Linked DNA regions of Homo sapiens: all the other regions are linked to region 3. The links are chromatin loops, found by intact Hi-C in ENCODE. Cell type or tissue: dorsolateral prefrontal cortex. All regions are shown on one strand.

The links. Hi-C counts contacts between places; a loop is a spot of excess contacts. Peaks named below come from ENCODE experiments on the same cell type or tissue, not always from the same donor. Only the 100,000 strongest peaks of a DNase experiment are listed, where the experiment ranks them.
Region 1: a loop joins it to region 3, with 4 times the contacts of the local background. A loop is called at or near these places in 4 of 110 quality-filtered maps.
Region 2: a loop joins it to region 3, with 4 times the contacts of the local background. A loop is called at or near these places in 4 of 110 quality-filtered maps.

Annotation. Positions count from the first base shown.
Region 1 is chr12:125,682,970-125,685,469 of GRCh38, reverse strand. No RefSeq gene overlaps it. Among named protein-coding and RNA genes, the nearest start is that of LINC00939, 300 kb to the left of the region's middle. RefSeq lists a silencer at 1,514-1,613. In dorsolateral prefrontal cortex, a CTCF peak has its summit at 1,519 (motif pointing right); a DNase peak (open chromatin) is centred at 1,519; H3K27me3 peaks cover 630 bases.
Region 2 is chr12:125,452,774-125,455,273 of GRCh38, reverse strand. All of the region lies in intron 3 of TMEM132B (transmembrane protein 132B), which reads right to left. Among named protein-coding and RNA genes, the nearest start is that of TMEM132B, 270 kb to the right of the region's middle. In dorsolateral prefrontal cortex, no CTCF peak of the experiment used is centred here; a DNase peak (open chromatin) is centred at 1,393; H3K4me3 peaks cover 1,060 bases; H3K27ac peaks cover 2,500 bases.
Region 3 is chr12:125,345,660-125,348,159 of GRCh38, reverse strand. All of the region lies in intron 1 of TMEM132B (transmembrane protein 132B), which reads right to left. Among named protein-coding and RNA genes, the nearest start is that of TMEM132B, 160 kb to the right of the region's middle. In dorsolateral prefrontal cortex, CTCF peaks have their summits at 1,295 and 1,509; a DNase peak (open chromatin) is centred at 1,513; H3K27ac peaks cover 1,099 bases.

The DNA of each region.
Region 1 (2,500 bases), 340 kb before region 3:
ATGACGCAGCCTTTCCTGACCATGACGCAGCCTTCCCTGATCATGACGCAGCCTTCCCTGACCATGACGCAGCCTTCACTGCCCATGCTGCAGCCTTCCCTGACCATGACACAGCCCTCACTGCCCGTGACGCAGCCCTCACTGCCCATGACACAGCCTTCCCTGACCATGACGCAGCCCTCACTGCCCATGACGCAGCCTTCCCTGACCATGATGCAGCCTTCACCCACAACGCAGCCGTCTGCATAGTCCCGCCTGGAAGTTCCCTCTCTTTTGGAACTGTAAGCAACAGAGTTCTGCCTTTTATCTTTCTGTCACTGTGTTCTGTCTCACCAAAAACAGGACCTTTGAATCTTATAAAACAACTGCCAGAACTTGGGCTCTAGAAGAGGTGGATCTGCGCCCGACCAGTCTTTCGTTGCTCCCCTACTGTTTAGCTGTTCTGTTCCTCACTGCAATTCCTAGTTTTCTCTTGTATCACTCATGCAGCATTGGAACAGCCTAGTGAGTACTCCTGACTCAGACATCCCTGGGCTCAGGTTCTTACCCTCCAATGCTTGTACCTGCATTCTGTGCTCCTCCCTCCCCTCCTCCAAGAAGGGAGTTAAGCATTGCATCTCCTTCAAAGGCTGCTATGAGAGAAAGTCCAGACCACCAAGGACACTCACTAAGACAGACACCGCACACACACATGCACACAAATGCACACAGGCATCCCCACGTACTGGAAACAGGAGACAGAAGCCAAAGCTTCCATCAGGTGGTCTTAGCAGGCAAAGGAGGGCAAACTGAGTTCTCAGGCCCCACGTTCTTGACAGCAATCAACTTGGGCCCTTTGGTGTCATGTTCAAAGAAAGCTACATGACCAGTGACAGCCAAGCTGTCACCATTGTGCAAAGCAGATCCTCAACACACCACTGAAAACTTCTGACCACATTTCTTTACTGCACTGGGAATGATGTTCCCAAATCTTGTAGGCATCTTGTGAGTTATGCATTATACCTTCTGCAACTTAAAGGCATTTACATCTTCAAATGTGAACATTTAAACTATATCACATATTTGGAAACTACATGTTGGCTTTATTTATTCATTTATATTAAGTAAAAAAAAAATGGGAAAAAATGAAGTGGTCTGTTCCTCTCTTTAAATCAGAAAAGCCCTGCTGAGGCCCAAATAGGCCAGAACGCTGGTGGATGACCTGCAAAAAGTGCCTGTGATGTACTGAATTTTGAAACTTCGAGCTGAATTCTGTGGTCGCGTACATGTTTTGGCGAGAGGGTCTGCTAATTGAATTAAATTATTATAAATAGAGGGAAAGGGCAGAACAGGGAAAGTGAAAAGGGGAAGGATGGGGCGGGCGAGGAATAGGCGCAGGGGGTCTAGGACAGGTGCATCCCCAGGTGCGCGCCCCGCCCCTGCAGGACGCGGTGGCACCGCGGTGCGTTCCCAGCCTCCGGCGCTAGAGCGCGCGTCCCTGGCAAGACTCGCAACGCTGGCCCAGCCTCCAAGAGGGACCGGCAGGGGGCGCTCTGCACAGGGACCGGCGGGAGCTGAACCTGTGTGAGAGGCGCGGGGCCACCTGTGCAGGTGCAGGTGGAGCCACTCTGCCAACCCCTGGGGCAGTGGGCGAGGCTGGAGGGAGGATTGCTCTGTGCACAGGGGGAAGACATCTCACCTCTTACAAATCCTGAGGGTACTTTTGCTTTTTTTAAGGCAGTTTGGGAGGCAGTGTTGCAAAGGGTCCAGTAATCGTTGCAAAATCATTTCTCAGGATGTCTTAGAGACAGGAATCCCTGAATTTGAATCTCAGCTCTGCCCTTCACTGTGCAATCCTGGACAAGGGAATTCACGCTCTGAACCTCAGTTCCCTCCACCCCTAAAATGGGGATAATGAGTGCGCCTAAGTCATAGGGTTGGAGTGAGGATTAAATGAGATTCTGCACCTGCAGGTAGCACACAGAGTGCCTGGTAGAGACATGGTGAGCACCCACGCAGGGCTCTGTGAACAAATTTTGCACTTTTCATTAAACCAAATAATAGCTTTGCACAGCTAATCAGCCTAAACTTTACTCTGTTATTTGTTGGCAATTAGATCTGGCTGTTGATCCAATTACCCAAGTCTAGAATTAGATTCTAACCCTGAGCTAAGAAAAGCTGTTTTCAGCTGCTCCAACAACCCACCTGGTAGTAAAGGGACTTTCTGTGATCAGAGGGTTTCTCCTAGTTGGCCACAAGAACATCATGACCTAAAGCTACAGGTAGCAAAGGAAATTGTACTTTTCTCCCAAGCCCTAAGTAATTACAGTATGTCATTGCAGCCTGGCATTTACCTAACTGAATGAAACGATGTGCTGATTCCTGATCCAGCCAAAAGCTTAACTGTCATTTAAATAGGGCATGATATTTAAAATATTAATTTTGTTTTCTTCCAGCATCTTATAACTCCAAAGTATCATTTGGAATATATTTGTGTATATAAAGAATTCATCATTATTGT
Region 2 (2,500 bases), 110 kb before region 3:
AGTACTTTACGGTTTCCTGCATTCTTCTCCTTCCCTCTCCTCTCTCTCCCCCTAGTCGGGTCTTTATTCTTACTCCTTCCACCTTTCATTTCCTCCACCCCATTGTTCCCCCTCCTGAAATGTGCAGTTGCCTCTCCTCCACTCCAGACTCCCCTCCCTTACCCCCCAATTAGGAATCACTCCAGAATTCCCTTGAATCGTCAATGGTTGTTTGTTGCACTCTAGTAAACTCAAACTGCGTATTTCTTCTTTTAAGACATAGAGCACCTTCTGTTCAGATTGCTTGAGGGCCTTGGATGGTGAGGTGTATTTTAAGTTTTTAATGAGTCCAATTCAGTGCAGGAATTTTAAGTTCTACATTTAAAGTTCTCTTATTAGCTTCTCAGGGACCAAAAAAGTATCAGTGCATAGCACTTAAAATTTCACTTCTTAACCTAGAGATAGTTCACAGTTTCTATCATGATTGAAAATAAACATCAAGCGAGGCATCATATCCACTTGTTAAAGAGAAAAACAGCCAATGAACTAGGAAAGTCCTCAGATGCAAAGCAAACAAATGGAGAAACCTAACAGGATCATCCAGAATGGAATGGTTTCTATCTTCCTAAAACTATATTTATAAATCCTTTCCTAAGAGATAAATAAGCAGATTTCTGGATGACAGAAATGTTTTCTCTTTTGAGCGCTAAGCAAGATGTTTGCTATCACAGCTCTGTCTTTGCAAATGCCTATATGAAGACCTTAAATTACTGAAGAGGCCAAGCTATCTGCTAGCACTTGGTTTCATTACAGAGGGGGTGTTCATTCTCATCACCTTCATATGCAGAGAAATGCTAGGAATTGCCAGAAATGTCACACACACACACACACACACACACACAAACACACACACACACACGGCTGGCTGTAGGCAGGCACTTCCTTTTGCCATCTTTCTGCGTAACTGTTGCCATGTATAGGTTCACAATGGAAAACTGAGCCAGGGAGAAAAGGTGGAATAAATTCAAAGCCAGTGTCCTTATTTTGGTTATTATTTTATTTTAGATGCCAGACTGAAGCCAGGCTACAGTGCTTTTTCACTGTAAAGTTGTCATAATGATAACTTTGCTGCCTCTTTCTGAAAACAGAAACGTGGCATTCATCACAGGGCATCATCTACATAGGTGGGTCTAAGCCAGAGCCCAGAAATCTCTGTTAAAACGGGCCCTACTTGAAAGCTCCATTCAGCTCTCCAGAGCCATGTGCAGAAGCAAAACAATAGTAAATTCAGCAAGGACAAGAGATGTCTTCTGTTGAGTCTGGCCCTGTTCCTAGGATAGGGGATTAGGACAAGCTGCCCAAACAGTAATTAACAAGGCAGGACAATCCAAAAAGGCACCGTGATTGGCTGTGGCATGGTGACAAGCAGAGTCGGTACACACCAGGCTGAGCATCCTGCATGCTCTGGGGTTTGGTGACAGGCATCTGCCCCTACAAAATGGCAGGGTTTAATAAGCTAATGTGTGTTTGGAAATCTCCAAGAGAGGAATAGGAATAGAAAATGCACTATGAAGCAGCTCTCACACTGACTGGATCACCTATCCTTTACACTGGTGTTTCATGGAGCATCTCTAAACAGACTAACCTACTGTAATTGGCATTTAGGAAATAACTATGCTAAAGAAGGTTTTCAGTGATTTTTTTGCACTTGGTTTTCAATGTATAATTTACTTTCAAGTCAAAGGCCTTAGGCAATACTGATACAAATCTTTTCAATGATTACATTTCATCATGATAATATTATAAATGTATGAGACCTAGAAGAGAATTTAATAATTGTACATTAATGCTCTTGCTTTGAGGTCGACAAAAGTAAGGCCCAAAGAGACAAAATGTTTGTGCATGGACAGACACACTGCGATCCATTTTCCTCTGATACTTGGCCCAGCATCCGTCACCATTCCATGCTGACACTTCTTATCATCATTTTTCTCATTAGAGAAAAAAACTAGAAGGAAAAAGAAGAGATATGATGGAAAAAGGCAACTCCTTTTGCAGTCTACAAAAAGGTCACCAAATGCTCTCATTTAAAATTCATATTATAAAATTTGAAAGTCAAATACAAGGAATGAAAGCCCACAGAATGTGAGTGAATTAAAAAAATTTAAGTGTTGGATTATGTGTGTGTGTGTGTGTGTGTGTGTGTGTGTGTGTGTGTTTTACTGAAATGCAAAAAACAAACAGGATTATTTTTAAATTATAGGAGACAAGCCTTGAGATTTTAGTGTAAGAGATAAAGTGCAAAGCCACAGAATATAAGATTGATAATTAAACTACCGCAATACTTACAACGTAAGGCAAAAGACTCCATGAAAATGTGAAGGGAAGTGACAAACTAAAGATAATATTTGATACATAAATTTAAAAGAATGAATATCCAAAATATGTAATGAATACATATAAATCAATAATGAAAAATCAGCTAGTGGGCAAATGACACGAAAAGAGATTTCACAGAAAA
Region 3 (2,500 bases):
TGAAAAGATGGCCACAATATGACATTAAGGATAAAAAAACAAATAAAGTGTAAAAAAAACAAAAATCAAATGTGTCATATTTGATCCTATTTGGTAAAGTTTTAAAATTCTACATATGTATATGTAAATGTATATATTTATGTTTGTGTGTCTATAGAACCCAAAGGCGAAAGTTTTTGTTTTTCACCATTTATGTTTCTGCTTTCTTTTAATTTGTTACAACCATGTATTATTTTGTTAATTAAAACACACAGCACATATACATAAACATGTACACATGAGTACATACATGTATGTGTGTTTCTTAGCATGTTTCTTTCAAATGGGAAAACACAGACAGCAAAGACCCAACAAGCTTTTTCAAAGTGAAGACAGCCCACCAGGAACCAGGGTCAGCAAAGCAGGCCAAGGGCAGACAGAGACTTTTTTTTCTTTTGCCCTAAAATGAACCTCCACCACTGGAGTCCTGTTTTCCAACCAGTGCAAGAAGAAATGGCACCTGACCGTGGCGCTTAAAATGCAGCATCCCAGAGGAGGAAACAGCAGAGAAATCCCACTCCATTCCCTCTGGCTCCTGGTGGCGTATTTTTCTGCAGCCATTAAAAATTCTGCAAAATATAGCTTCTATTGATTTAAACACTTTTTGGCCTGTTTGGGGCTGTGCTTGGTGAGCTTTCCTTTTCTAGAGGGTGAGAAAATCGTAACTAGATTGTGAAAAAGATACAGCCCACGTACGGGCTGATGCATCCTTTTTCTAAGAAGGCATTCAGAAAGCAAATTCTCCTCAAATGTCATCAACATGGCCAGTCCCTTGTTAGATTCATTACTCCAGCAGGGTAATTACTTATTCATTCCTCCAATTACTTACCTAAATATACTTATTATTCACTTATTATCTTTCCAGCATTGTGGCATGTAAAAATATTACAGGGACAATGCAGTCATGAATTCTGCCCCCAAGGAACTAGAGACTATGTTCAGCCAATCGGAAGCTCTGGAGGACACGGCTAACATTCAGAAAGCAATTCAGAAATTGGGCATTAAGATACTTAAAAATGCCCATCCCAGGAATTCACCTAGGAATTTGTTCTAAGGAAATAATCAAGAGATCAGGAAGGAGATTAATGTGCAAGTATGTTTATCGCAAGCATGATTTATAACAGCAACACACTGGAAGCAGCCCAAAAACCTGTCATTAGGGAAATGATCAAATAAGTGATTTAAGCCACACTATGTGTGTGACATTAAACTGCCATCAAAACCATGACTTCAACAAATCTGTAGTGTCAAGAGAAAACACAATATGTTAATTGAAAACGACCTCATAACTTCCTTTAAATTATCTCAAATCTATTTAAACACACGATATAGTCCCTTCCATAGTATAGACCTGGGTTTCCTCCAGAATGATGTCCATACAGGCTTGGCAGGATTTGGATCAAAAGATAGAGGAGGGAGAAATGATTTTGAAGAATTAGCCTCATCTAAAGTTTTAGCTGCTGCCGCCACCAAGGGGCAATCTGTATTTTGACAATGTCGAGCAATGCAGAAGCACCTCTCCAGATGAAATTTAAATTAGTGCTTTTTGTCATTGGTTTACTTCCCCTCTCCAAACCAGGAAGTGAAATTCAGGTGAATTTGCTCATGAATTACTTGGCAACAGGAACACCGTCAGCAGGAAACATCTGCCTTATGCAGCATCACAATATCTTTCAGCTGGGCTAAGCAGGCACACCAGACTTGGAAGTGAGTGGCTTGAATTTTACTTCTCGTAAAATTTAGGGGAAGTCCAACATAAGGCTTAAATTCTGATTTATTTACAAATAAGGAAAAGGAAATTAAAATAAATGCAAACTTTAATATGCTCTGTTTTCACTGTAGATTGGTTTATTGTTTTCTTTATCTTTTAAGAAGGTATTTTATACCTCTCAAAAATTGATTTACAAGAAATGTAAAGCTGCACCTTCTCTTCTTCATTGTAGCCAAAGCCTCCATTTTATCTGAAATAGCAGTGTAAGGTTTACACTCCTGTCCCACCATAACTCAAGCAAAATGCAATACAAATTTTGTCTGAAAGTGTATATGGAAAGCCATAAACGTCAGCTACCAGAGCCTTATTCTGTCCTCAAACCAGATTGCAACAAAATATAATATCTGAATTTAGGAGCATTTTATGAAGCCACGGGACTGTGTCCTGAGAAATACACTGAAAAGCTAACACTCTTCCCTTTAATCCCAAAATGTCACATAGTAACACCATTCTTTTTCCCATTGGCAGGTAGACCGTGTGGCCCGCGTTCTGAACGTGAAATGAGGCCCTATTCAGTCTGCCGATTTCCTAGAGAGGTATTTACCACTGGACAGAACGAGGTGGGCCCTGAGAGCAGGAAATGAGGAAGGAGCAATGAGGCCCAGCTGAAAAGAACTTCTCATCACTGCCCTCCTTATGAGCCAAGAAGAGAGTCAAGTTCAGGTTCAGAGAGAACACAAGGTGCACCAG